Regions from separate parts of the Mus musculus genome. Here regions 1 and 3 are each linked to region 2. A link is a loop called in an ENCODE intact Hi-C map of the cell type or tissue named here. Cell type or tissue: heart. All regions are shown on one strand. Each heading gives the region's core, and the rest is flanking DNA. Links, peaks and the distances in the headings are about the cores only.

What was found. Hi-C counts contacts between places; a loop is a spot of excess contacts. Peaks named below come from ENCODE experiments on the same cell type or tissue, not always from the same donor. Only the 100,000 strongest peaks of a DNase experiment are listed, where the experiment ranks them.
Region 1: it touches region 2 in a loop (7-fold over the local background); 3 of 42 quality-filtered maps call a loop at or near these places.
Region 3: a loop joins it to region 2, with 4 times the contacts of the local background. A loop is called at or near these places in 2 of 42 quality-filtered maps.

The regions. Positions count from the first base shown.
Region 1 is chr3:137,236,868-137,247,166 of GRCm38, reverse strand. No RefSeq gene overlaps it. Among named protein-coding and RNA genes, the nearest start is that of Gm567, 48 kb to the left of the region's middle. In heart, for the core only: no CTCF peak of the experiment used is centred there; a DNase peak (open chromatin) is centred at 4,056.
Region 2 is chr3:137,335,783-137,346,081 of GRCm38, reverse strand. Emcn (endomucin) reads right to left here and starts at 5,004. Exons shown (of 12, transcript NM_001163522.1): 1 at 4,770-5,004. The coding sequence starts at 4,842. In heart, for the core only: no CTCF peak of the experiment used is centred there; DNase peaks (open chromatin) are centred at 2,431 and 4,941; H3K4me3 peaks cover 1,653 bases; H3K27ac peaks cover 1,074 bases.
Region 3 is chr3:137,276,474-137,286,772 of GRCm38, reverse strand. No RefSeq gene overlaps it. Among named protein-coding and RNA genes, the nearest start is that of Gm567, 8.0 kb to the left of the region's middle. In heart, for the core only: no CTCF peak of the experiment used is centred there; a DNase peak (open chromatin) is centred at 5,522.

The DNA.
Region 1 (10,299 bases), core at 781-8,780, 98 kb after region 2:
ATCTTTGGAATTCATAAATGTTGCAAAGAACCAATCATTTGAAATAGAAAGTGCATCCATAAATATGGGCTGAAAAAGAAAAGAAAATCATACTGAAAAAAAAACACAGAAAGATCAGGCAAATTAATAAACTTTTATTCTAAGAACTTTTAGTTAGAGATTTCTCTTATTCATTTTCTTCAAATTGCCAATAGCTTTCAAAATTTCAAGGAGGAGATTGTCCTAAATTACCTAAACATAGAGTGCTGTTTTTAGGCTGTGAGGAGAATTTGCGTAAAGCTGCATGTATATACATACATACATACAGACAGACAGACTGACACACGGACATTTACAAACACATACATACATCAGAGAATGCAGTGTGTCCATTACTTAAGATCAGGCAGCAGTACTTAACCAAAACCAAGACAACCCAGTGTCCTGTCACTTCAGAGCAACCAGGGTACTTCTTATACCTGAGGCAACACAGTGTCTCTAACACCTTAAAGCAACTGATCATTGGTTGGCCATTTCTTTGGTCTCTGTTCCATTTTTGTCCCTGAATTTCTTTTAGACAGGAATGATTTGGGTAGAAAGTTTTTTGAGCAGGTTGGTGTTCTCATCCCTCCATTAGGGGTTCTTCTTGGATAATGGCGGTGGTCTCTTCAGTTACCATCTCCCCACTATTGGTCATTTTGGCTCAGGTCACCCACAGTGAGTCCTAGGCACCTCCCCTATCCCAGGTCTCTGGAACTTTAACTTAAGACTTACTGACTTAATGCTTCTCCTCTCTGAATGCTCACATTTAATTCTGAAGTGCTCTCTCTCTCTCTCTCTCTCTCTCCCTCTCCCTCTCCCTCTCCCTCTCCCTCTCCCTCTCCCTCTCCCTCTCCCTCTCCATCTCCCTCTCCCTCTCCATCTCCCTGTCCCACTTTATACTCACACACACACACAAACACAAATCATTTGAAAATGTTGATTTCTCTATTTCCTTTATTATCTTTTAAAAACCTTTTTCCCTGAGATTTTTTTTCAATTTTCATCTTTTCTGCAGTGACCCCCACTTGTCCTTTCTCTCCTCTTTTCTCTGTGCTGCTATCTGATATGCACAGACTTTTCTCTTTTTCCATGTATATAGAAATCTATAGATATAGCAATACATTTTCTTTTGTATACATCTGTATCTTCATATAATGGGACACATCATCTTTTCCAAGGCAGACATAAGCAATTTGGCTGACTAGAGGTCACTCAGTCAGATTACAAAACTACAGGACCCCTACTTTCTGATTCAAGTAGGTACATGGTGTAGAAGGTGTTGCCACATAAGAGTCTATATCCTTAGTGCTGTGATTCCTAGGAATGCATTATAAACTGGATGCCAGTGTCTTGAACAGAAGAACCTTCTGCAAATATAGGATGCCATTTTAATTAATCGGGCTTATCTTTTCCTTTATAAGGATAAAAAAGAGAAATCTTGGTTTGATGAAAGTGTTTACATTGATTTTTTCCCCCTTTGTGAGCCAATGATTAAATATCAAATCAAGTACACTTGGCATTTTTAGAAGCATAGAGGTTAGTCATGGTTATACAATAAAGAAATCAGGCTTCTGGAACTTTATGGTAGAGTGTAAAAGTAAATTTTATTCACCACGTATAATTAAGAGCAATGCAGGGAGCGAGAGTTCTCTCGGAGGCTTACTGCTGAATAAGCTCACCCTTTCTAGCTGAACTGGCTGGTTCAATTCAGCTGCTCTGGATCAAATTCCCCTCCAATTTGGCCCATTCAATCTGGCTTCTCTCAGCTTCTCACTGAATTGTTCTACTTGGTCTTAAACTAACTGGTAACTTGTTCTAGTCTTCTTGCTGCTCATTCTCTGACTTTGTCTGCCCCTCAATTATACATCATCGGTGACTCTACCATCTCTAGGAGTCTCACTGGCCTAGAGCTTTCTCTGGATACACTTGCTAATTATTTATTAAGTAAAGTTTCCTCCATTATTTTATTCTGAAAGTTTAGTGTGAAATTTGCTGCATAAACCAAAACTGAATATACCAGAATAAGGAAGTACTTCTGACAGCTGTCCAATTCAAAATTATTCTTAAATAAGTATGATTGTAAAGTAAAATATGATTTTGCTACATTTTCCTTATTTAAAGACATGATTTTAATATAAGATTTATATTATCTCACCCCCATATCCCATCTCCCCGCCATGAGAGAGCTCCCCCATCCACCTACCCACTCCCAGCACTTGGGAGGCAGAGGCAGAGGCAGGCGGATTTCTGAGTTCCAGGTCAGCTAGGTCTACCGAGTGAGTTCCAAGACAGCCAGGGCTTATACAGAGAAACCCTGTCTTGGAAAAAAAAAAAAATTACACCCAAAAGTGAAGACCTTCTTTGTGTTCCACTTTAACAGCCTCCTTGATAATGAGTGTGGGAAATGCCCATGTCTCGAAGATGCTCATTTCCTTTTCCTTTTCTTTTCTTTTTTTTTTTTTTTTTTTTGTCTGTGATGCTACACACAGGAAAGGAGGACCCCCTCCCCCAATTGCCAACTTCTTCCCTTGCCTACGAACACAGAGTGGTGCATGACACATGGGTGGGGTTTGCTTCTAAAACATGGTTTTATTTGGTGCTGGGTCGTTTTTATTTTCTTCCAGCACGTTAAATAACATCCTCCACCCTGTTTATGTCAGGACCATGGAAGGAGACCACTGGGACTCATACAGGGAAAAAAAAAATCTACCTTTTAGAAAGAACCATTTTATTCATCATCTGTCTCCATTTCTAAAACAACAAATTAAGAACAAACTACTTTAAACTCTCTAGGACACGTCAGACATTATCATGCCACACCTTACACATGCAAAGCTCATTGGTCTGTACTTGAGGGAGGCGGGGCTGGGACACAGAAGAGCAGTGAGAACCACAGAAGTGAATCTGGAGAGCTTTCAAAATAAGAAAAATGAGTGTTGAAACTTCTTTTCAAATAAGAAAGGGCTCTCGTTTTCCCTGTTCATCTAGAGGATTAACTATAGACTAGGGCAAGGATATGGTGCAGATTCCGAATGAGGAAGTAGTCCGAGCCTCATGGTGCTTAAATCAATGCAAAGTAAAACAGTCAGAAAAGCAGCTTGCCAACAAGGAGCAGGGACACCCTGCTCTGCCTTCAGTTTTTCTTTTTTCTTTTTCTTTTTCTTTTTTTTTCTGTGAATCAGTATTTTATTATCTTTTTTTTCCATTTTTTATTAGGTATTTAGCTCATTTACATTTCCAATGCTATACCAAAAGTCCCCCATACCCACCCACCCCCACTCCCTTACCCACCCACTCCCCTACCCACCCACTCCCCCTTTTTGGCCCTGGCGTTCCCCTGTACTGGGGCATATAAAGTTTGCGTGTCCAATGGGCCTCTCTTTCCAGTGATGGCCGACTAGGCCATCTTTTGATACATATGCAGCTAGAGTCAAGAGCTCAGTTTTCTGCATGCTTTTGGAATTTTTCCCTTAAGAGGATTTGAGTGCTCAAAAGAAACCTATGAACTCATAAAGATCTTGAAGTTCATTGGCTTATTTATACGTTTATTCTTCTTGCTCTTTTCCTACCTTCATTAGAGCAAATCAAACAAGTGTCTTATATGTTTGTTCCTTTTAACACAGTATGCCATTCTGGAGCATGGGAAAAGCATTTTCAGTTTTCAGTCAAAGGCAGACTGCTCTTTTGTAAATACTAGAGTCATCAAAAGGAGAGGTAAATACCAAATGACTGAGCAGCAGCCAGAAGAATAAGTTGGCAGTATTTTAATAATCCTATTTGCACAGGGAAAACAAAATAATAGGTTTCTGCTGAATGAATAAGATTCTCTGTTTACTGAATGGCAATGTAAATGGGGGAAATTGTTTTTGCAGAAATCTCCAGATCACTTAATTCATCTTTTCTTACAACAGGGTTTCTGAACTTAAAAAAAAAGTACCACAGAACCAAACCTTTGATACCTCAGCTGCAAACTTCCCGTGCTTCCATTTTAGTCACTTCCTACACTTCAGGAGCAGGATATGGGAGGAGAGGCCATTTCCCACTTATCTAATCTATCTCTAACCTTAGAAACCAAGGTTAAATTCAATTACATACTTGTCCACAGTCTGACAGATGGGAATCCTCAGCCAAAGACACCACCCTCTTCATTATTTTTCTTGGTGTGAGACACCATCCTCTCCAGATGCCAATTGTAAAGGACTAGATGAAAAACAATTGGTGGCACCCTATCAAAACATACCTGACATTTTTCTAACTTGAGCAAAGAGAAACTACAAATAACTTCCACATGGTATCGTGCAAAAGTGACTTCTCTATCATAATAAAATTTTAGCAGTTAAAGATTTAGCTCACAGTAATGTAATAAGCACAATCTCCATTCCTTCATATACTAAGATGACTGGCATAAACCGGCATAGCAGGGCTGTAATTTGAATTATTGTTTAGAAGGGAGTTATATGAGATATTCACTAAATGGAGAAGAGCTAGGAAATATACTTGGATTAAATGAATGAGCATGTGAAAAGGAATTTGTAAGTTTACAGGACACATAGGTGTTCTCTGCATAGGCCAGGGTACACAAAGAATCATAAAAGAAGGACAGAAGGGTTAGCTCTTTTCAGAGTTTGGAACACTTGATCAGACTTGATTGGATCACAACCTTTGCTGTGGTCTGAGAAGGGCTCAGCTTCACTGGAAAGAAAAGGAAGCCATTGTCCCATTCCCCACGTCTTCCTTGGCTCCACCTCATCCTGCCTGTGCCTTCTGAATAACCTGTATTCCCGGGATTTGTCTTGCTCACTGGCCAGCAGAACCACACAGCTGATTATTTTCCTCAGATGCAAATGGGAACTGTGAGAAGGTCAGAGCAAATAGAGGGCTGATAAGGTACAGTGAATTAAAACAAAACAAAACAAAACAAAACAAAACAAAACAAAACAAAACAAAACAAAATGGGTTTTAGCAGGCAAATCCTTCACGTCCATAAACTTTGTTGAGAGTTTCCTTCAATTTTTCTGCTTAAGAACTCAATTCCTTGCTTATCTGTTCTTCTTTGATTCTAGAAGCAAATTTAAAATGTGTCTTAAGATCAATGGAATTTGAAGCAAAGCAATTTGAAAAAAAAAATCCTATTTCCAAGCTGAAATGTCATTCAGAAAGGATGGACCTCAAGATGTGAGCCGGGGATGGAATCTGACCAGTTAGTCTCCTTCTGTGGGAGGAGTTAGAAAGGTCACATGTCTCCACTCATTGAACAAAACCCATGACGAGCAGATGCAGCCTCATCCCTTTAGAAGATGGCGCACACAGAAGGATCGTTTAAGTTTCCTTTAGAATTAAAGTTCAAAAGGATACGGACAGTAATAACTTCACAGGAGGATGAAAATAAAAAGAGATCAGAGACAAGCATCCAAAAAAGAAAACATCTCCCCGTGAGGTACTATAAGTTTAAACATAAATTATGTTTCAATTAAAGAATGTCCATAAATGGTGTCTGCTAAGACCCAACCACGGCTGATGAACATCTTATAGGAAAAAAAAAAAAAACCCTCTTAGCATGTTAGCGATGTCTATAGAGGGAAGCTAAGGCCAATTCCACCTTCCTTCCACTTTAGTGATATAAACTGTCCATGTAAAATCAATATATCAATTAGAAAATAGATTTCTGGATAAGATCTCTGAGCAGTCACTATGGGGCTTTAGCACACAGCCTCACTATTATTCTACTGTCTGGTTGGTGGATATTGACTACATAGAGACTTTACATCCTTAATATGAATTCCACTTTCTTCTTTAAACACAAACATTCCATCCTATTCTTTTCAACTTTTATTCCTTAGACTTTATTTTTTTTTAAACCTACTTTTCAACAAGAGAAAATGTACAGCATGTGTTGTTTTTCTCCACATGAATTGGGAAGACAATAATTAACAAACTTCTAGCTACTGAAGCTGATGAGAAAATGAAATTACCATTGATTGTAAAGGGACTCAGTTTGCGAAGTTGGTAATTCTGGGGAGACCACATAGGACCTCACAGAGACAGAAAGCATGTTCCTTCTTTCTCGTTTCTAAACACTTCCTAGCAGTCTTTATGGGGCAGCCTGGCACCAAGGATGAAAAGCATGGTACTAAGAATGATTAAGAAATCCTTCATCCTTTCTAACTACTGTTTGGCTGTGGGTGCCTGTATCTGTCAGCTGCTGGGTGGAGCCTCTTGGAGAACAATCTGCTCCTGTCTTCAAGCATAACAGAGTATCTATCATCAATAGTGTTAGGGATTGGTTCTTGCCCAAGGGATTGGTCTCAAATTGGGCCATACTCTCAATCTCTGCTCCATCCACTGTGCCTGAGTTTCTTGTACACAGGATAAATTTTGGGTTGAGAGTTTTGTGGGTAGGTTGGTATCTCTATTGTTCCACTGAGGCTCCTGCCTCTTCAGGCGAAGGCCTCTTCAGGTTCCATATCCCCAATGTTGTCAGTCTCAGTCAAGGTTACTCCCATTGATTCTTGTGCACCTCCCTTATCCCAGGTCTTTGTCTTGTCCTGGAGATGCCCCCACCTTCTCATCCCAGTCAATTGCAGATTTCCATGCATTTTCCTGGCCGTCTGGCTGTCCTTCCTGTCCTTCCCCACACTTGATCCTGAACCCCCCCCCCAATTCTTCTCCTTATCCCCTTCTCTCCCAGTTCCCTTCCTCCATCTGCCTGGTATGACTATTTTATTCCCTCTTTTAAGCGAGTTTCAAGCTTTCTTGTTTGGGCCTTTTTCTTGTTTAGCTTCTTTGGATCTGTGAAATATTAATATTTTATGTCTAATATAGGACAAAGGATTCTGGGTCCGAAGAGGATAGGAACTCCATAGAAAGACCAACTTACCTGGACTCTTGGGGCTCTCAGAGTCTGAACCACCAACCAAAGAACATCCACGGGCTAGACCTAGACATTTCTGTACATATGTAGCAGATGTGTAGCTTGGTCTTCATGTGGGCCCCAAACAGCTGATACAGGGGCTCTCCCAAAAGCTATTGCCTATTTGTGTGTTATGTTTTTCTAGCTGGGCTTCCTTGTCTGTTGGGAGAGAAAGTGCCTAGCCTGGCAGAGACTTAAAGTAGCAGGGTGGGGATATCCACCGGGGTTCTACCAGCTCAGAGGAAAAGGGAAGGGGGCTAGGGAAAAGATTGTTTGTAGGGGTAGCTAGGGGGAGTACGTAGGATGTAAAGTGAGTAAGTAAAAATAAATTTAACATAATTTAATTAAAAATCATTAAGCATATTTCTTTTCTTTTCTTTTTTTTCTTTTCTTTTCTTTTTTTTTTTTTTTTTTTTTTTTTTTTTTGCAGGCCCAATTTTATTAAGCAAACTTGATCACAAAGGAGCCATGTCCAGGCAACCATAATGATACTCTTATATAAGGTGGCTTAGCCTCTCACTTGGTTAAACCATGGCATAACTATACCCAGTGTCCCTCTGGACAAGCCAGATGGCATATCTCTTCTACAGAGCCTTGGTTTCTTTTTTGTTTTCTTTCTTTCTTTCTTTCTTTCTTTCTTTCTTTTTTTTTTTTTTTTGATATTTTCTTTATTTACATTTGAAATGTTATCCCCTTTCCTGATTTCCTCCCAGGAAACCCATTATCCTATTCCCGCTTCCCCTGCTTCAATGAGGGTGTTCCACCACTCACCTACCCACTTCTGCCTCCCCATCTTCATATTCCCCTACACTGGGGCATCAGTCCTTCACAGGACCAAGGACGTCTCCTCCCATTGATGCCTGACAAGGCCATCCTCTGCAACATATGCAGCTGGAGCCATCTGTCCATCCTTGTGTACTCCTTGGTTGGTGGTTTAGTTCCTGGGAGCTCGGGGGGGGGGGGTCTGTTTGGTTGATATTGTTGTTCTTCCCATGGGGTTGCAAATCCCTTCAGCTCCTCCAGTCCTTTCTCTAAATCCTCCAATGGGGAACCCATGCTCAGTCCAATGGTTGGCTGTGAGCATCCACCTCTGCACTTGTCAGCCTGCAGCAGAGTCTCTCAGGAGACAGCTATATCAGGTTCCTGTCAACAAGCAATTCTTGGCATCACAATAGTGTCTGGGTTTGGTGATTTTATAACGGATGGATTCCCAGGTGGGGCAGTCACTGGATGGCCTTTTCTTCAGTCTCTGTTCCACACTTTGTCTCTGTATTTGCTTCTGTGAGTATTTTATTTCTCCTTCTAACAAGGACCAAAGCACCCACACTTTGGTCTTCATACCTTTTGAGCTCCACGTGGTTTATGAATTATATCTTGGGTATTCTGAGCTTTTGGGCTAATATCCACTTATCAGTGAGTGCACACCATGTGTGCCTTTTTGTGATTGGGTTACCTCACTCAGGATGATATTTTCTCGTTCCATCCATTTGCCTAAGAATCTCATGAATTCATTGTTTTTAATAGCTGAGTAGCACTATGTTGTTTAAATGTACCACATTTTCTGTATCCATTCCTCTGTTGAAGGACATCTGGGTTCTTCCCAACTTCTGGCTATTGTAAATAAGGCTGCTATGAGATAGTAGAGCATTTGTCCATATTACATGGTGGAACATCTTCTGGGTATATGCCCAGGAGTGGTATTTCTGGATCTTCCGGTTGAACTATGTCCAATTTTCTGAGGAACCACCAAACTGCTTTCCAGAGCGGTTGTACCAGCTTGCAATCCCATCAACAATTGAGAAGTGTTCCTCTTTCTCCACATCCTTGCCAGCATCTGCTGTCACCTGAATTTTTTATCTTAGCCATTCTGACTGGTGTGAGGGAGAATCTCCCCATTTTTAATAGGGTTATTTAAGTCTCTGGATTCTAATTTCTTAAGTTCTTTGTATATATTAGACATTAGCCCTCTATCAGATGTAGAATGGCAAAGATCTTTTCTCAATCTGTTGGTTACCAATTTGTCCTACTGACAGTGTCCTTTGCCTTACAGAAGCTTTGCAATTTTATGAGGTCCCATAAAATTGAAGCTTTGTCAATTCTTTATCTTAGAGCATAAGTCATTGGTGTTCTTTTCAGGAACTTTTCCCCTGTGCCCATATATTTGAGGTTCTTCCCCAGTTTCTCTTCTATTAGTTTCACTGTATCTGGTTTTATGTGGAGATCCTTGATCCACTTTGACTTGAGCTTTCTACAAGGAGAAAAGAACGGATTGATTTGCATTCTTCTACATGCTGACCTCTAATTGAACCAGCAGCATTTGTTGAAAATGCTGTCTTTTTCCCACAGGATGGTTTTAGCTCCTTTGTCAAATATCAAGTGACCAAAGTGTGTGGGTTCACTTCTGGCTCTTTAGTTCTATTCATTGATCTTCCTGCCTGTGTCTATACAAATACCATAGAGGTTTGGTTTGGTTTGGTTTTGCTTTGTTTTGTTGTTTTGTTTTTTGTTTCTTAATCACTATTGTTCTGCAATACAGCTTGAGGTCAGGGATGGTGATTCCCCCAGAAATTCTATCCTAGGTATTTTTTGTTATTCCAAATGAATTTGCAAATTGCTCTTCCTAACTCTATGAAGAATTGAGTTGGAATTTCAATGGGAATTGCATTGAATCTGTAGATTGTTAGGCATATTTCTACTGTCATGCCTTGAAACCTCAGTTAGTCGCAAGATTCTGCTCAGAAGATGTCTTGGAAGAGAAAAAACACAGTTCCATCTTGTAGCAATACCTCTTCAATACAGGAACACCAACTTTTCATTTGAAAGTGCCAGCTTTCCATTGCAATTAACTATCTCATGTCTTGTGGTATTTTTTTCTCAGGTATGTAGTTCTGAGGTATGCTTGCAGCCTTCCACTCTCCTCTGGGAAGCCTGCTCTGTAGTGTCAGCACAGCAGAATGCATTGGTCTGTGGATTATTCTTAAGATGGGAGTTATTGATGGTGTGTATATTGGTTTTGGAACATAACTCTTTGTCAGAGTTGTGTGCAAATAGTACTTTTTATCATTCTCTTCTAAGGAAGGAGTAACTATAAGGGAGGACTGCAGATATTAAAAAAATGTGAGTCACGCTACTTTCCAATTGTTCCTTTGGATTTAACAGGAAAGACGTGGGTTTATATTGTCAAGACATTCAAGTATCAATGAGATTCCTAAGGCTAGATTCAGACTTTGTTGTTTGCTGCTGTTCATGTGAGTGACCCAGGGGGAAGTGTCCGTTCTATATTTTGAGTTATCCAGCTTCAAGACCAAGATAGCTGTGAGGTTAAGAGCACTAGCTTCTCTTCCAGAGGACTCAGGTTTAATTTCTAG
Region 2 (10,299 bases), core at 1,385-9,384:
GAAGAGAGTTTGTTGAAGAAAATGTTATGAATATCCAGAAAGTATTTCACACATTAATGACATATGATCGATCACTTTTAGTTTTAGGTAAAGACCATTTTAAAATGAGTCACAGAGGGAAGGATGGTAAACAAACACCCTGTGGGCCAAATACTGTTCGCATTGCATTTTCTCCACATTGAATTACTATAGCAGATTGCTTATTCCAAGTAAGAAATATGGACGAAAATTAAGCTCAGTAGAAGGACTAAGCAAATTCCTATAACTATTTTATACTATTTGTTTATTATTTTATTCATAGTTATTGTACTGTGTATTATATTTGTATTATTTGTTTATTATATTATTTTTATATACAGTATATATACAGTTACTGGCAACTGTACGGTGCTTGCAGTGTGGAGTAAGAAGTATGATGTTCCAATGAATAACTATCATGGAACCTTGCAGAGTGCAAAGCATGGGCACCCAGACAAGAGGGAAATTGAGTATCCATGCTATTGTCACCATGAGGTTATTAACCTTTGAACAGAGAGCTAAGGAGTGCTTTACCTTTCAACAGTATCTCCAGCTCCTGGCACATCCCAGCCACATGCCTCCCCAGGATTGAAGCTTGCTGTCGTAGCACCAGTATTTTTCCTAAACAATCTCTTTGGATCTTTCCTGGTCTCTGCTCTGAAACCATTTGCCCAATTCTAGCATTCACACAACCCTGTCTTAGATTGTCTCTCATCAGCAGTAAAAAGAGGATACAATGAATTACATGTACTCTACATCTGTGCAGCCTTCCCTAGACCCATTTTTACAACTCAATGGTAGACTTTCAGACTTAGTGACTTGTAAATTGGCTTCTTGGTCTTTTATCTCTCCTGACCCCAATAGTTTAATCAATATTCTGCTGACATATTGATCCTCCTGGTTTATAACTAGGATGATAAAACCCCATCTCAAGCAACTGCTACAGGTCTTAATTGTCAACTATAAGAGTCAATATTTCTTTCCTATTTATTTGGAAGCGTGGGACTTGAACCCAGAGCTTTATACAAGTTTGGAATCTGCCTCATCTTGAGCTACCTCCAGGGATAGTCATCTCTTTTTCTCATGTTGCCATTTAACATCTCCTGATACTATTCTTTGCACTCTGCTTTCTAGTAGGCAGCCATGTTCAAAATATGGCTACCTTCTATTTCTAGACTAGAATACACTGATGTTTTTACAATGCCCCTATTTTGAAACATTCTATATTCACCTTGAACCTCCTGATTTCAAGTTGTAATGTTTGTCACATTCTTATTTTCCCAACATACCAGATTAAGCAACTAGTGAATTTTTTATACTGCTCTTTACTTATTCCTTAAGATTTATAACACAGCAGAATTCATGTTACCTGCTTCTGTCTCTTCTCACTCTATCTAACCTGGGGAATGGCTCCTATTAGTTTCCATAAAGTCACTGGATGTAGCACGGTGTCTTCTTATAGTGTGTTCAATCAATTTTTTGTTTTATAAAATTGAGTATTGTCACTACAAATGAATTCCTCGTAGCAATTAAATCTTTCTGATATTATTATTTAGTGTCCTGTTTCTACCTATCCTATTAAAAAGAAAATGTTAGAGGGAAACATGTGTCTGTGTGTGTGTGTGTGTGTGTGTGTGTGGTGTGTGTGTGTGTGTGTGTGTGTGTGTGTGGTGTGTGTGTGTGGTGTGTGTGTGGTGTGTGTGTGTGTGTGTGTGTGTGTGTGTGTGTGTGTATGTGTGGTGTGTGTGTGTGTGTGTGTGTGTGTGTGTGTCCTAGTTGTCCATTTTCTTGGAATCTTCATTTAGCATCTCTGAGTCTCAGACTCAGAAACCTCACCCCTCTAGACTTACAAACCATTGGAGTGACTGTTCAGTTTTAAGTACAACTTAGAAGACCTCAGGAAGAGTAGCAGTCCCCTTCAGGAACCTCTGCGACACAGTTCTATAGGGCAGCTCTCCAAGCTGAACACTGCAAAGTCTTAGAACAGCATCCTAACAACAAAAACTTCTTGCTGTCATGCAGATAGTCTCTGGATTTCAACAACAGTCTCGTTGCCTAGATCATGTTTAAACCCGAGATTGACAAAAACACCGGAAGGGGAAGTACTCAATTTCTCAGGAAAAAAAAATCATATTTAGAAGTCAATTTCAGATAAAAAAAAAAAAAAAAAGCATGTACTTACTTGACAGTCTGAATTTTAGAGCGAAAATCTCTCCCTCCCAAACCCCAGTAATTGACTCTGCAGATAAATTTGTTTATCATCCTAACCGTGAGGGGCCCATGAAGCTCTGAACTCAATGTCCTCCTCGAACAGGGAGTTAAGGAAAGAACTGACTAGGTGAACTTAGGAAATGCTTCATTTCCTGTGCCCAATCTGCGAAGGAAACATCCACTGGCAAAGCCAGGTGCATCAAAGTCTTCCATGTGGACAGGAAAGTCTCTCTGTCCCACCCAGGCCACTCTCAAGGGTCAATCGGTGGTGCTCAGGCCCAACTTCCTTTTCTACGATCAGCCTCTCTCTCTCTCTCTCTCTCTCTCTCTCTCTCTCTCTCTCTCTCTCTCTCTCTCTCCCTCTCTCTCTCTCTCTCTCTCTCTCTCTCTCTCTCTGTCTCTCTCTCTCCCTCCTTCCCTCCATCTCCCTCTTTCTCCCCCATTCATACCTTCTCCTGCCTCTTCCTCCCAGCCTCCTTCCTCCTCCTCCTCCTTCCTCCTCCCTCCCTCCCTCCCTCCCTCTCTCCCTCCCTCCCTCCCTTTTTCCCCCACACCAGATACAGGCTTCAAGTTATCAAGCAGGCTTGTTGGCAGATGTGAAGGAAATATTGTTTAAATATTTTCACTGCCCAAGTGAGAAATTTTCCAGCACGGGCTAACAACTCATTAGAAAGCTGCCACTCTTAAAGCAAGAGTGGACCCTTGACCAGTGAGCTAGAGGAGGCTGGTGTTTTCCCTAAATGATCCAGTAGAAAACACCTGTGGGCCCTGTGGTTGGGCGGTGGTGGCCCACGCTTTTAATCCCAGCACTTGGGAGGCAGAGGCAGGCGGATTTCTGAGTTGGAGGCCAGCCTGGTCTACAAAGTGAGTTCCAGGACAGCCAGGGCTATACAGAGAAACCCTGTCTTGAAAAAAACAACCCCCCCCCCCAAAAAAAAAGAAAAGAAAAGAAAACATCTGTGGGCCATTCTGTGTAGTCCTCCTTGGTAGCTTCTTTCTTACAGTCCCAGGAGGGAGACAAGTCCCCTGGCCCTCTTCCTCTTTGTTTGCAGGATGTGCAGTCCAGTCAGCATTTAAAAAGTGCTGGCAGCCTGCTGCACAGTCTAAGGTGTGTAGATCCCAATGGTGAAGAGCCTCAGCTTGGGCTCTCAGAGTTGATATTAACGAGGCACACGATTTTGAGCAGTAAGTCGTAGAGTTGACATTTTCAACTGTTCTAAGACATACTGAAGAGTAACTTAGAAGCAGGTCGTCAGTCTCATGGGCACTTTTGTAAAACCCCAAGTTCTCAGTCTCTCTTATAACTTTCTGGAGAAATGCAGGATAGGAGACTGTATGATGCTTCAGACTTATCCTCAGTTTATAACAGTATTTTTAAAAATTACTGGCAAAATGTAAACTCAAGTTGGACCAGTGATTTTTATTATTTTCTACGTTTGATTGTTTTTATAAATTAAAATCTTTTAGGCAGTAAATTTTGGAAAAAGAGACAGGCAAATAAAATTAGAACTGAGTTTTCTGGATTACTTCCCCCCCCCCCCACACACACACACACACACAAACACATACCCTCTCACAGTGCACGCCGCCCGTCCCCTAGAGTCAGAGCAAATCTTTCCCAAATGCTTCTTTGGGTAGCGTGCATTTTAGCTTTCATACTTATTAAATCTGTCTAATACTAGAATCACTCACGTCTTTCTCTCAATAGTACATTTACCACTGTGGGCAAGGAAATCACCTTATTCATTTTTATGTTCTTCTCCTTACCCAGCACAGGACCCTAATAAGCTATTACATTTAACTGTGGTTTATTTCGTATTACTTAAGAATAGTTAGAAATAAAAGTGAACATTGTCTCAACTGCCCATTAACTCAGGGTAACATGCATCTGTTTGTTTGTTTGTTTGTTTGTTTGTTTGTTTTACCTGCATAGGTGGTGGGTTTGGCTTGTTCTGAAAGTTACACAAAATATTATGTAATTATGTTTGTGTGTGCATATATTTCTGTAACAAAAGTAGATACATTTCAATGGCCACTTACCCAGTCCCCTAAGATGCTAGTGTTCGCCTAATGGTGAATCACCATTCACTTCTGCACGGAGTTTTACCTACCAGAGCTGAAAGAGAGCTGTACTGTTGGAGACTTTGGTAGCACTGTTTCCAGTGATGGACTTTCACTCTTACCCCATCCACTATTATTCTGGGCCGATGACGGAAAAGACCATAATTTTGTTTGTTTGTCGTTGTTTTAAACTAGCACATTTTAAGTCAAAATTCTATTTTTAGTCCCTAAAAAGTTAACACATTTCCTGAGACGTTCTCCGAATCCATTTAACACACTTTCAGGCCCTCACACCAGCAAACATTTCCCTTCAGTGGAAACGAACTCTCTACTTGTGGCACTGCCTCCTCCGCCTCTTTCAAACTTAACTCTGTGTACCCTGTTCAGCCAATCAAGCAGCAACTCATCAGAGAAGCCCCCGAGGATCAACTGAGCCTAGCAGCTCACCCACACCATCAGAAAAGATAAGAGGACCGTACCTTTGCCGTCCTCACTGTGGCAGAGACTGTTGGACAAAAGGAAGAAAAGAACAGTCGCTTGAAGCAGCCGCATGGTGCCTACCGATGGTCTCAGTGGCTTCACTGTCCAGGGTAAGGCAGGGAAGGATTCCTCTCAGCCTGGCCAGGCCGTATTAGCAAATGGGAAAGGTGTACTGACTGTGAGCAGACGCTGCCCATTCCTACTTATTTTGGGGATTCTGATAAAGAACTAGAGGAAATACACGCACTCCCTTTGGGAGGTCAGCAGAGAGGAGATTTATTGTTTCAGCCCCTTACAGGAACTTCTTTTTTTTTCCTCTCTCTTCCTTTGGCAGCCACTTGTGTTTTTGTTACTGCATTATTTTACTCTTCTTCAACAAAAAGGTCAGGATGGGATTTGAACAGGAAGAGACCCTTCTTGAGAAAGGGCCAGAGAGCTTTCTAACTTTTGTTTTGAAAGTGCATTTTAGAGAAGCTGTAAAGAGACCTCACCAAGTAGCCCCCCAGGTCGGCTGAAAAGGCTGTGACTTCCCAAGGTCTGGATTTGAGTACAAAATCCACAAGGAATTGCATTTCTTCTCTCTTCTCAACTCATAAGCCAAGTCAGTGAAGACCACCTTCTAGAGGCAAATACAAGTATGAACTGGATCACGTTCTGCTCTTGAGGAAGTAAGCTGGCCTCTTATTACTGCCCAGAGAGGTTTTCAAGACATTTCTTTCTTTCTTTTTAAATATTTTTATTAGATATTTTCTTCATTTACATTTCCACTGCTATTCCAAAAGTCCCCCATACCCCCCCACTCCTCTCCCCCTCCCCCTCCCACTTCTTGGCCCTGGCATTCCCCTGTACTGAGGCATATAAAGTTTGCACGACCAATGGGCCTCTCTTTCCACTGATGGCTGACTAGACCATCTTCTGATTCATATGCAGCTAGAGACACGAGCTCCGGGGGGCACTGGTTAGTTCATATTGTTGTTCCACCTATAGAGTTGCAGTTCCCTTTAGCTCCTTGGATACTTTCTCTAGCTCCTCCATTGGGGGCCCTGTGATCCATCCAATAGCTGACTGTGAGCATCCATTTCTGTGTTTGCTAGGCCCCCGGCATAGCCTCACAAGAGACAGCTATATTAGGGTCCTTTCAGCAAAATCTTGCTAGTGTGTGCAATGGTGTCAATGTTTGGAGGCTGATTATAGGATGGATCCCCGGGTATGGTAGTCTCTAGATGGTCCATCCTTTCGTCTCAGCTCCAAACTTTGTCTCAGTAACTTCTTCCACCACCGGTGTTTTGATCTCAATTCTAAGAAGGGGCAAAGTGTCCACACTTTGGTTTTCGTTCTTCTTGATTTTCATGTGTTTTGCAAATTGTATCTTGTACCTTGGGTATTCTAAGTGTCTGGGCTAATATCCACTTATCAGTGAGTACATATCATGTGAGTTCTTTTGTGATTGTGTTACCTCACTCAGGATGATGCCCTCCATGTCCATCCATTTGCCTAGGAATTTCATAAATTCATTCTTTTTAATAGCTGAGTAGTACTCCATTGTGTAAATGTTAGCCGGCCAGTGATGGCTCATGCTTTAATCCCAGCACTTGGGAGGCAGAGGCAGGTGGATTTCTGAGTTCGAGGCCAGCCTGGTCTACAGAGTAAGACATTTCTAACAGAAGTAAACACAGATTTAAGACAAGCTCCTGCTCACTTCTGGTTCTGAGGCCACCCTTCCCTTTTGTTGCTGCAGACTGAATTCATGTCAGAAAAGTGTACCACCACCAAGTTATATCCCCACCCGATATTCCTGGTTTTTATTAGATTTTTATGAGGCATAAGAAAAAAAATCACTATATTATAGGTATAAGGAATCTGCCTGGGATGGCCTAGGTGGCATCAGCTGTCATAGGGCATTGGTGATGTTCCGAACTGTGTGTTCTGTAGGACCAAACACCAACCAGTAGCCTCTTTGCTCTTAGTGATGACTGCTTTATACAGGATGGTTGCACAGCCCGACCCCTGAACACAGTGCTTGTGTGAAGAATGGAGTCAGAAGATTCCTGAATTCCGCAGTCACAGATTTCACATCCCAACCAATTAATCTTTCATATACGTTTAGGTACAGGCTTACTAGAGGAGGATGCTAATGGATTCTTACACACTAAACCATAAAATTAGACCTTCACCCATTTCTAAGGAGACCATCTGTTTCCTTGAGACATCACTCAGGGAAGGACTCCTCCATAGAAGTGTGGTGAGAACAGATCGTTGGCTCAGACCACTTAAAAACATTGCTGGTTTTATCCTGACCACTATCTAGTCTCCCAAGAGCTCAGTTTTTAATTTTAATCTTGTATATATAAGTAAGATTGATTTTTCACAAATCAGAATGCCATTGGGTGTCCCTTTCAGTAGGCACAGCCCAGAGGGTACAAGGATGGCAGATCATGTGGTTAGATGACCCAGGCATTTTCCGGGAACAGAGTGGGATGTGGCCCTGTGAGAACAGGGTGAAACATGGTGTCTCACTTCCCACTTGCTGTTGTTCTTCGTGGGGGAGGGGTGCAGGGGGAATTTGAGTATTAATGTTTGAGACTCTCAGCATGATTGCCATGGTTTTCATTAAGGGCACCAGACATGCACTCCAGGAGGACTTACTCCTGATAAATGGTCAAGTTACTTTTACATGTTTTGTGACTTGATTTTCATTGTGTGTGTGTGTGTGCGTGCACGAGCACACATGCACCTGGGCTACATGTATGTGTATGAACCAATGGGTATGGGTGTGGTCACTCATGTAGATGTGAGGAGAAAGTGGAAAAATCAGAGGTTGATGTCTCTTCTTCTTCGACGAACTTCTGGATTTGTCTGTCTTCAATCCCAAGCACCAGGTGTACACACACATGGCCACAGCTGTCTCAAAACATGGGTCCTCATGCTTTTGCAAACAACACTTTATCCACTGAGCTATCACACCACCCTGTACGCAAGCTGTTTAGAAGACAGAGGACCACATGCTGGAAAAGAAAGGAACAGACAAATAAACACAAAAATCCTGAGGCCACAAAAATAACAAAACAAGACACCCAAAAATCAACCAACCAACCCAAACAACAACAACACCCACAAGCAAATCAATTTAGTAAAGTCAGCCAGCTTTACTTTAGTAAGTGAGACTGAAGCTTAATCAAAACTGCAAGGATCCAGAAGAGAGAGGCCAATGAGGCAAAGCCTTCCTGGGTTGGGGGTGCCTTGACACTCTGCATTAAAGCTCTTAGAAAACATAAAGTGTGGCTTGAATCTTATATTCATTTATTTTTCTTTTCAAAAGTTTTTCTGAAGCCATTAAGACAACTTGGTGGGTGGAGGTGTTTGTGGCCAAGGGCAATGACCTGTGTTCTGTCTCCGGGACAGACATGGTGAAAGAGATAATGGACTCCTACAAATTTTCCAATGACTTCTACACATGTGCACATGTACATAAACAAATGATAATATGAGAGATTTTAAATGTGTTTCTGGAACTAACACATCTGATTTCTGTCTTTAAACCACAAGAGAATGTCCCCTGCCCTTCAATTTTTGTTTGAGTAAATACTTTTAAAATTTAATACTTAGGACATACATTTACACAGGCATTACCAAATATTTGGTGTTCTTAACAGCTTGAAGGTTTAAATCATTTTGTAGTATGTGTTTTAAGAATAGTTTGATAAAAGAAAACAGGTGACATGAACAAAATTCTTCCATCCTGAGAGAAGAAAGTGTGTTTGTATTTGTTTTGCTCACAAATCACTCTAGACTTTAATCCAGAGTGTAAAAGAAAAGGATGCTGTTGTAAATGAGGTCACATAAGAACCATCTCAGAGTTCAACTGAATCACACACCCAGGGCTGCCTGTGACATCACTGTCTCTGGAGACATTGAATGTCAAGACTGTAACCATGGTGACTTCTCTCAACCTGTGTGCCTCTGAGAAGATTTATTGAGGTGGCACCATTATTAAAGCCACAAGTAAAAAATTTCTCTATCCTCTCTGCCATCTCTTCATGCTGCATAAGATAATCTTCTAAAGTGGCTGCAAAGCAAAGTGACGATCTCACAAACTGGCGGATTTCAAATCCTTGCCCTCCTTAAGTGCTGTCCTCACGGGCTGACATACTTGTCCTCTAAGGGCCTAGATTCGCCCTGGGGAAATGAGGATGAATTTGTGCCTCTCTCTAATGCTGTATAGTAAAGGAAGTGAGATTCTGGGGGGTCATTTCACAGTGCCTACAGAAATAATTAGAACAAGAAAAGAAACCTGACCTTGGTTTCTAGACTTGTTAGGCTAAGGTAGCATACATAACCATTAGGAAATACTGCTATGGCTCAGGTTTGTGTGGGAAGATTCAATTTGTGGCAGAGTTTTACCAGGGTTATAAACACAGGTAAGGATTCAGGAATGGTTGCTGAACCTTTCGAAACAGGAGATTGGATTGACTTCATGTTGTTAGGATCCTAGAGGAGACATTATTTCAGAGTGATAAAGCTGACTTAGAAATAAATAGATGTTGACCGTCACAAAGATCTGAGAAGAGAAGTTACAAAGCATGAACCATTATTTTTAGAAGTTTGCTCTGTGCTCTGCTTTACTGTGTTCAGAATGTCAGGTGTTCTCAGTGGAGATGGGGCCTGGTGCTTGATACTGGAGATAAGAATTGGCTAATTTCTCGTAGCCACTGGGAACAGAACTACAACTTCAGAGACTTTTAGACTCATGATAGGAAAGATTAATTCCCCCTCCTACTGAGTCAACATGACCAACCATGGTAAAGAAGTTAGCAATTGGGCCAAACTGATGCCGCCAACAGGAGTATCTCCTTCATTTACGTTCTGTGAGTTGAATTAAGGTGGCCTATCTGGTGCTGGTTCGGTATTACTCAGGTGAGAATCGGGAATTGTGACAAGTTTCCAAAGCCATTCTCTGTCACCTTATCTAACTATCCATCCCTGCTTACTTAACACATTGAGATGGTCTTTTAGGCTCACACTGATTCCCTAAGTTTACATGACTCTATTGGTGCAGAGAGGCATGAATGTGGGGTGTTATGAAAGCAATAGTTCAGGCATGAGATCTATATTTATTTCAGTGCAAGGATACAAATCCTCTGATGCAAGCACAGAGCCATCTGTCAACAGATGGAATGACTGGAACGTTCTTCGCCGTGAGTCAATCCAATCTCCTGTTTCGAAAGGTTCAGCAACCATTCCTGAACCCTTACCTGTGTTTATAACCCTGGTAAAACTCTGCCACAAATTGAATCTACCCATACAAAACTAAGCCATAGCAGTATTTCCTAATGATTATGTATATCATACTAATAGAAAAGGTAATGTTTTTCTAAGAAGTAATACTTTCTCATGTATACATTTTCAAAAATTGACTCTGAATCATTTACCTCAGTACCCCAAAGTGATAGAGCATTAATGTTGTATTTCATCACAGACAAAATGCCTATCACAAAAGGGTAAATTTTATAACAACTTTATTCAACTTAT
Region 3 (10,299 bases), core at 914-8,913, 59 kb after region 2:
AGTTCTTTGTAAATGCTAGTGTGACTTTATGTAGGCCAAAGACTCACTGTGGACAGTTTAACTTGTCAAACTTGGGTCACAGGAAGAATGTACACAATGCAACCGAAGAAATGGATGGGTGGAAGGAGATCAGCCAGTGGGTCCTTCTTTCTTTCCCCTCAGAGCTGAGAAATACAATGCACTGGGGCCTTCGGCCTGGTTTGAAGGTTGTCTGAGACCTGGGTCCTGTGACTGTGTCACAATACATACTATACTGCTATCTACCATGCATTTCTTTGAACAGCTCTCTGACTTCAAGCTTGTCTCACTGGGGAGGCAAATTGGGATTAAGTAAAATGTGTAAGTGATCAATAGTTTTGGTAGATAATACTACCCTAATGAACGGACTCAAGACTGTCTCCCAGGCTGGCATGAGTCATTTCACATTTAGAGATACTGTAGGGGCTTCGGATGCACCAAGGAGTCATATTCCTCCATAACAGCATGGAGTTATTTCTAACGGCTCACTGGAGAGGTTGAATCAGAAGAATGACACACCATCTCAAGAACAGTGTCCTAAAGAGGCCTATAACTGCCTCTCTGCCCTGTTATTTTCAGGGAAAACTTCTCCCTATGGCATACAGGTGGGAGAAGATCATCTTTTAAAAAAGAGCCAAAGCATTAGGTTAGGAACATCTTAGATAGCCAGACTGCATCCTCGAGGTCCTGGAACACTCCTAGTTAGAAGCAGGTCCATGATATTGTGTCTTCTGTTCTCCTTGACAAAGGTGGTGGGCTAGAGTGATGGTTTCATTTCTGTTAAAATGAATCAATGGTTAAAGCATGTGTTCCAACCCCCAGGGGAATTCAATTCCTCCCTGTTATTAGACGCGTTCTCACGACCGGCCAGGAAAGACGCAACAAACCAGAATCTTCTGCGGCAAAGCTTTATTGCTTACATCTTCAGGAGCCAGAGTGCAAGAGAGCAAGCCAGCAAATGGCGAAACCCCATCCCTTTTTAAGGAGAATTATCCTCCACCTAGGATGTATTACTCCCTGATTGGCTGCAGCCCATCGGCCCAGTTGTCATCACGGGAAAGGCAGAACACATGGTGGGAAAACTGCCCCTGCATGTGTGCAGACTATGTTTACCACTTAGAACACAGCTGTCAGTGCCATCTTATAATGGCAAATGTGAGGGCGGCTCCTCACAGATCCCCCTTTTCTTTTAATAAGAGCAATAGGCCACCCATATTAATGAGAGTGGAGATAGAGGTCAAATCCCCAGTGTGCAGGTAAAGGAGCCGTACACATAACCTCCTCCCAGGCTCATCACCCAGAGGGGTCCTGGTCTGGTCCCGTGTTGTTTTTCCTGGGGGAAGGACACTTGAACACTCAACCTTCTTGAAAGATGACATGTCTCCCTAGAATAGGCTCATATATGCCGCAGAGCCCTTCTACTGCAGTGCTTAGCCGTGCAACTCTCTCGGGCTGCTGAAGCACACTCACTCTATCCCGTGCAATGAGACTAGCCTCGTGGGGTTTAAGAGCTGAGTGGCCAGCGACCTATTGCTTAAGCATAGATAACTATATATCAGGGGAAGCACCATGTTCTAGTCCTGCAAGCGCCTGGGCAATAACCACCTTGTCTCTCCTAGTTTGGGCCTTAAGCTTACAGACCAATCAAAGAAGCAACACTAATCCACAGCAAAGTGTATCTCCAAATAATATTAATCCCACCCATTTTTTAAAGAAGGAAAATGCTGAGGAGATCCAATTGGGTAATCCTTTGGTCAGCGACAGGTCCAAGCGCGTGGAGTTGACCTGAAGTCTCAATTCCCGAAGGATCTGTTCAAATTCAGCCATCCAATTCTGTAACATATACTGAAAAAGACTTTTTGACAAATTAGCTGCCCTAGTAAATTTAACATACTGAATGGAAATAACACACAATCCCGGAAACTTTTGTTCACATCCCTGCTGAGTTATTTGTCATAATACATCTAGTTGTTTCTGGACAAGATCTATGCGTTGATTAACCAGCATGAGACCTCCCTGTATCTTGACATTAGCTGAGGCCTGTTTATCTATGACTGTAGTCACTGAGGCTGACAAAGTGTTAATGGTGTCAGTCGTCTGGACCTGTCCAGACAGAGCCAAGGCTGTCTGAATCAAGGCTAAACCCAGTTCCCAGTTAGTGGTAAAAAAGCAGGAGAATACTTGAGCATTATACATCACCGTCATTGGGAGTGGAAATATCGACATTATCCCCCAACGCTGCTCTCTCATTGGACAAAATAAGGCCCAAATGCTGCATAATATCCCTTCCCCAGAGGTTAACCGGGAGTGGGAGCACATAAGGTATGAATTTCCCTTGCTGTCCTTCAGAGGATTCCCACGTCAAGGCAACGGAGCTTATAGTGGGACATGATTGATAACCTAGGCCCTGTAATGAATGAGATGACTCTGTGGTGGGCCATGCTTTGGGCCACCAATGTGTAGAAATTATACTTTTATCTGCTCCGGTATCAAGGATGCCTTCAAACTCTTTTCCGTTGATCTTAAGGCGGAGCTTAGGTCTATTATTCAAAGATACAACCAAATAGGCAGAATCATTTCCTGAGGAGCCCATTTTCTTTATCTCAGGTCCTGCAAATTTCTCCCTGGTATTATCAGGGAGGAGCAGCAGCTGAGCTATCCTATCTCCTTTACTAATAGAAAAAACGCCTTTAGGGCTTGAGCACAGGACCTGTATTTCAGGGGAATGTTGACAATCCATAACTCCAGGGTGGACTACTAAGCCCTGCAAGGTGAGTGAACCCCGGCCGAGAATAAGGCCCATGGTTCCCAGGGGCAAGGATGGTATAGGCTCCACCGGCACCGGCTGAATACTCATTTGAGGCATTAATAGGAAGTCGGAGGCGGCACGCAGGTCCACCCTTGTGGGTCTTCCTGGGTCGCCTCTCTGACTGCTTCCTGGGTCCTGACAAACCGGTTCCCATATCTTTGAGGGCCCTGGGACCGAGGGCCCGATGACCCGTTTTTTGGCACATAAGCTGATTGACTATCAGGTGGGGGAAGGACTCTGCCCTTTATATCCCTCACAGAGCGACACTGGTCAGCTCTATGATAACCCTTGCCACACTTAGAGCAAAGAGTGAGAGTCCCTCCCTGTTTACCTGGAGCTCTGCAATCTTTCTTAAGATGCCCAGGCTTCCTGCAGTTAAAACATGTCCTCCGATCATTTCTGCCCATGGAGCATTTTTGGGATTGAAGGATGGCAGCCGCTAAGCCTGCATTGGTGAGAGGTCCCCCAAGCTCCCGACAAACCCTGAGCCAGTCTTGTAAACCTTTGTTCTTTCTTGGGGCTATGGCTGCTCGGCACTCCTTTGTGGCTTGCTCATAGATTAGCTGTTTTATCAGAGGCGCAGCTTGCTCTGACTCTCCAAAAATACGCTCTGCTGCCTCTGTCATTCTGGCCACAAAATCTGAGAAGGATTCCTGAGGTCCCTGGATTATCTTTGTTAACTGACCAGTGGTTTCACCTGCTCGAGAGAGCGCCTTCCAGGCCCTAATAGCCGTGGAGGAAACTTGGGCATAAGCTCCCCAATGGTAGTTTGTTTGATCAGCAGAATAAGCTCCCTGACCCGTTAACAAGTCAAAAGTCCAATCTCTCTGCTCTGGAGTCAAAGCAGCTGCGTTTGCTCGGGCCTGCGCTTGTGCAGCTTCGTGCCAAAGCGCTTTCCATTCCATATATTTGCCCATACTAGGGAGAGCGGCTTTTACAACCGTTTGCCAATCACCAGGAGTCATAGCGTGATTCGCAAGCCTTTCCACTTGTGCTATAGTGAAATTAGCACTGACTCCATAGTTACGGACCGACTCGGCAAGCTCTTTAATCTGTATATACGCTACCGGAGCGTGGACACGCCCACCCTCGGCTCCTTCAAAGACCGGAAATGCCTGTTGTATTTTCCTTTGTTCCTCCTTTGGAATGAACGAGTCTGTGCATTGCCTCTCTGTCCATTGCCTCTCTGCGCAGGGCTGATGCACTACGCAGGGCGGGGGCTCAGCATAGGGTGGAGGTGCACTATGACCTTGAAGCCGACTGCCAAGAGGCCAAGCAGCAAGCTGGCCTTCGCCAGCCGCTTTTGGCTTCCTTAACTGATTAGCTAGCACTTTACCTGGCTGGTACCCTTTTTTCTCATAATGAGCTGCTTCTTCCTCCCAGTCTGTTTCCTCAGAGGAGAATTCTTCATCTGCTTCAGAGCTACTAAGAGCTGGCTTCCTGAGCTCATCTAGTGACGAGTATCTCCTAGAGACCTCCGCTAATCGATCTTTTTTCTTTTCTTTTTTCTTTTCCTTCCTTCTAATCTCTCCCCAGGTATTCTTACCTGACCTAAACTTTTCCTCAGGTTCAAGACCCTTGGAAAGGCCTGTATACTTATTTTGTGCACCATGTTTCCTCTTTGTTCCTACTCTCTCTCCCCACTTTACTTCTGATAGCTTGTCCTGAATTTCATCTAGAATCCGCCCTATCTTAACCACTTGATAACATGTGAAAAGGAACAAAAGGGCTTCTAACACTAGAAAAAATTCAAGGCCAAACATATTCCACTTTACTTCTGATAGACTGTCTTGAATTTCCTTAGAAAGTTCAAGATCAGACTTACCTCGTAAAGCTGTACTCACTGGTACTCTCGTTCCCCAGCTGAAAAGTTCTGAATTCATACAGTTGAATCCTTCTTAACAGTCTGCTTTACGGGAACCTTTATTACCGCGACCCGCAGTTCTGGTTCTGGAATGAGGGATCTTCCTTGCGCCAGTCCCGAGTTTTTTCTCGTCCCGGGTTTCGGCACCAATTGTTATTAGACGCGTTCTCACGACCGGCCAGGAAAGACGCAACAAACCAGAATCTTCTGCGGCAAAGCTTTATTGCTTACATCTTCAGGAGCCAGAGTGCAAGAGAGCAAGCCAGCAAATGGCGAAACCCCATCCCTTTTTAAGGAGAATTATCCTCCACCTAGGATGTATTACTCCCTGATTGGCTGCAGCCCATCGGCCCAGTTGTCATCACGGGAAAGGCAGAACACATGGTGGGAAAACTGCCCCTGCATGTGTGCAGACTATGTTTACCACTTAGAACACAGCTGTCAGTGCCATCTTATAATGGCAAATGTGAGGGCGGCTCCTCACACCTCCCCTATCTCCTCTTGACAAGAATGATTTGCGATGCACAACAGAGGTTGCTGAAGTTGCTGGAGTGCCTGGGACACGAGTTTTTTTAATTACACTTACTGTTGCTATGTGTCATATTCTCTCTCTAAGCTTCATCAGCATCTCCGGCTCGGCACAATGGAGTTCAGGGGCCAGCTTGAGAAAAACAGAACTCAGTTAAGAAGATCTGAAGAGCCAGGCTGGATAAATATTCATAAACACATTCACACTACCTGCATCAGAAAGGGCTATGAACTCCCAAACACACTTCAAGGTCAGTGCATCGCTTTCATCTGTTTCCAGCACTTTGCATAGTTGGCAGCCCTCCCTCCTCTGGGGAGAGGCAGGACACCAAGAGAGCACACGACTCACATTCTCGGCCCAAATTTCCATAACCACATCACCAGATGGGATAATAATCATCCCTGAAATTGATGCACAGGCTTCGGGTCTGAGGAAACTTCTTCCTGCTTCTTTTCAGAATCGTTTCTTCTGGCTCTTTAGACATAAAGTGTTCTTCCTTCCAGGAAAGGTTACAAGTTAAGGTGGTTTGTAAAAGAAAGAAGTGTGAATCCCATGTCTTTGGGGAGCACTGCGGCTGGCCCTCTTTGACAACTAAATGCGATGAAAACCTTCCCAGGTGATTGGGAGCAGTCACTGGGAGGCCTCTGTCCCCTGCATGGTTGTCTCCTGGCCACCTTGGCTCTGTCTCCACAGCATTTTGTCATTATGCCGAAGTATCCTCTCCTAGTCTCAGGCATGTCCTCTGAGTTACTCATTCTATGGAAAGCCAGTAGCATTGAGAAGGTTCCAAATCAATGCAACTCAAACCATACTTCTAGAATCTGGTACAGTAAGGAACTTGATGTTGACGATACATAACAGTGTCAAACTGCCCCGAAAACTTCAGACGAACCTTAAACACAGTTAAGTTGTAGCACACAAATATCAAACAGCAACTAGGTAGTACAGATTTTAAAAACGTTCAGTGTTCAAGACATTATTGATACCATGGGTAATCTGAGAATGCTCTGGTAGAGATATAAAAATCATTTTCCTAGTTATCCATGTATAAGACAATCTCTTACAATGTAATCTCAGACATAGGGCGTTCAATGATGATGGAATGGAGGATAAGTGCAAACCTCTGGTCGTAAGAATTTAGAAACTGAGCTGCAGTAATGAGCCCGTATCTGCATGGTAGAGTCTACAGATCAGTGAATACAGGAGGGAGGGAGTATGCTCAAGGACAGATTAGCTACAATGCCAAATAGTTTATCAGCTGCTCAGTTACTGCCTTCTGCTCCAAGGAGGTGACTGTAAGTCTGATTGTTGCTTTCTGTTTTTTTGCTTATTTACCATGATCAGCCCTAGTGCAGAGGCTAAGGAGAATATAGCCTTTCTCTTTTTTTTCTTATCTGTGCCTTGAAATGCACATCTTTTATATAGCTTTAACAGAAATCAATGAGTGTGTTAAATATGTATTTTCAGCAGCATCCTGCCTTGCATATTTTAACCCAATGCTGACAATTAAATTGGTAAAATTCATTTTAAATTAAATTATAATATTTATTCCTTCCCTTTTCTCCTTCCAGATCTTTGCATAAACTACTTCCTGCCTCTATCAAATTATTGGTTTCCTTTATTCACTAGTTGATATTGCATGCATATCTGTACACATGCATACACATGAACACACATTCACACACATACACATACATACATACATACATACATGCATACACATTACTAAATAGACGTGTTCGGTCTGTATAATGTTACAGATATGTATATTTTCAGCACTGACCATTTGGCATCAAACAATTGATATGCCTTTCCCTGAGGAAGGCCGTCCCTCACACTCTCAGCTTCCCTTAGTTGTTTATAGTTCTTTTAATAGGTGTTTTGTTTTGTTTTGTTTTGAGAGGGGCAGGGATGTTAAAATGCTGTTAGTAAAGCAGTACATGGATGAGTTAACTTGTCCCATCTTTGCGTTGCCTTCTTATAATGAAAATGCAGCCATTATGTATTTGGCATGCAAACAAGACCAGGCTTCCTGTATTTTAATTTGCTAATTCTGGCAAGCTTAGGAGAGGGGGTGGGATGTTTTTGTTCTTGTATGCTTTGAAGTCTGTGTCTTTGCCTTCCCTTAATTCTGAATGGTAATCAAGACCTAAGTGGTTCCTCAACTCAAGGATTCTTTCTTTTTTACTAGATATTTTCTTCATTTACATTTCAAATGCTACCCCTAAAGCCCCCTATAGCCTCCCCCACACCCTACTCCCCAACCCACCCACTCCCACTTCCTGGGCCTGGCATTCCCCTGTACTGGGGCATATGATCTTCCCAGTACCAAGGTTTTCTCCTCCCATTGATGGCCGGCTAGGCCAACCTCTGCTACATATGCACCTAGAGACACAGCTCTGGGGGGTACTGGTTAGTTTACACCATCGTTCCTCCTATAGGGTTGCAGACCACTTTAGCTCCTTGGGTACTTTCTCTAGCTCCTTCATTAAGGGCCCTGTGTTCCATCCAATAGATGACTGTGGGCATCCACTTTTGTATTTGCCAGGCATTGGCATAGCCTCACAAGAGAGAGCTATGTCAGGATCCTGTCAGCAAAATCTTTCTGGCATATGCAATAGTGTCTGAGTTTGATGGTTGTATATCATATATACATGCATATATATATATATATATATATTTTTTTTTTTTGGTTTTTCAAGACAGGGTTTCTCTGTATAGCCCTGGCTGTCCTGGAACTCACTCTGTGGACCAGGCTGGCCTCAAACTTAGAAATTCACCTGCCTCTGCCTCTCGAGTGCTGGGATTAAAGGCATGCGCCACCCCACCCGGTACCATCAAGGATTCTTATAGGGCATAATGTCAAAGGCACAATGTCAACTCCTCAATAGGATCTTACCCTTCCTTTGAAGCAAAGAGAAGAGCAGAGACTTAGTGGAGGGACAGATTTCCCCCAGGGACTTAGGTGAGAGATGATTAAATTTTGTTTTTGTCAGGGGCCTGACATTTCTTTAAACCTGCAAAGCACTGAGGGAGGGGTTTTCAAAAGAGTACAAGAAAGCAGTGCTTAAAGCACAGGAATTTCTACTCTCATTGGCTGGAAGGGTGGCAAGGGAGCAGTGTAAGAGGTGTGAAGGGCACGGGGCTCTGCCCAAGGGGTACTTGGTGAAAGTGAAGCCACCATTGCCTGATGCCTGCTAGGCTTCCACTGTGCTTCTCCACCATGTTAGACAAGGATTTCCAGAGAGGCAGAGCCAGGAGGAGACAGTACAGAAGCAGAGATTCGTCAAAGAGTCAGTTTACACTATTGGGGAGGCTTCATCTACATGGGGTTGTCTATGGGCTGAGACCCAGTGATGACAGTACTGTTGCTCAGTTCCATTCCAAGGTCCACAGGAAGCCAAAGAACATAGGGATGCTAGTGTAAGTCCTGGAGAGCAAGGGCCAGAAAACCTGATCCTCTTATGCCCCTGGGGTGTGATGAACATGACATTCGGGACAATGTCATGTTTCCTTCATACACTAGAGTACATCTGCCCCACTTATCTCTCAACTGCACATGCCAATGTCCTCTGAAATGATTCAACAGATATACTCCAGAATAATGCTTTTCTAGATTGCTAAATACTTTTAAATTCTGGTTGGTTGACATCAAAACTAAGTTTCAGTAACATCAAATAATATTACAACCTTGCACCAAGTGAAGCCATACTGCTGCTGTGTGAATGAAATCTCCTTGTGTGCAGAACTCCTTCAGCCTTATAGTCCAAATGCAAGTTAATTTTAAAATGCAACAAAAAGACACATTTCTTCTCTTCTATATCTGTGAAATCAAATTCAGACTTTATTTTGATAGATATTGATTTTCTTTGTATCTAACAAACATCTCTTTTCAGATTTACCATTGTAGGTAGGTTGTTTTCCCCTAAGAACTGAACATGCTAGGAACTGCTGTTCCACTGTTTTGTAAACTGTAAGTTCAGTTTGGGCTGCTGAACCCTGAACCAATATCCACCTGGGTAGAAATCAAACATTTTTTAAAAAAATAATCTTTTCTTTAGCCTCCCGGAGGACTTGGCTTTGAAGGGATACCTCCAAGATCAGTAATAATCATATTTTGATTTTAAGGAAACAAGCCCGATAAAAAGAGATAGGATTTCCAAAGTGAGAAGACCGATGATAGAAGAAATGTGAGCTCGTGAGCATAACTGAGTTACTTAACAGTCATCTCTACAAATTCCCTTCTTCTAAAAGAAAAAAAAATCATGCACGAGATAATGCATTTTAAAGACACTGCTTGGTTATTTCATGGTTTGCTGAGAGAATTGAAAATGACACATTGTTGCTACCACAGATTAGGTTTCCAGGAATGGATATCCAGACAGCTGAGATTCTTTGTGTTTATGAAGGACAACCAGCTGCATAAAGGATGTGTATTTCAATAAAAGAAGTCAACTGACAGAGCTCCCAGGCCTTTGTTCGGTGGAGTGTTACATCGTAAAAGGTCACCAGCAGCAGAAACATACACTGTTACCTTGCTCCAACACAGGCAAGCTGCTTGATACCATGACTTCAGACAGAAGATTTCTGTGAAGATAAGGTAGACCTCTTGGGCAAGGCAGCAGGAGGTGTCAAACTGTGACAACTGTGTTCTACAAGAGTGGAGGTTTGAAAGAAAAATGGTCCCTACAGAGCGGCATTATTAAGAGGTGGGCTCTAGTTGGAGTAAATGTGGCTTTGTTGGTTTCAGAAAGCTTAAAACAGTTCTCTTCCTGCCGCCTGTGGCTCCTGATGTAGAATTCTCAGCTCCTTCAGTACCATGTCTGCCAGCACGCCATCATATTTCCTGCCATGAAAATAACAGACTAAATCTCTGACATGTAAGCCAGCCCCAGTTAAATGTTTTCCTTTTTAAGAGTGTGGTCATGGTGTCTCTTCTCAACAATAAAACCCTAACTAAGACAGCAAGCTTGTCTTGTCTTCCTTGAAGAGTGACAAACGTGTTCCTGTCTACACCTGTTCTACATGCACACGTCAACATATGTGTATACGTACATACGTGTCAGCATGCATGTGCTG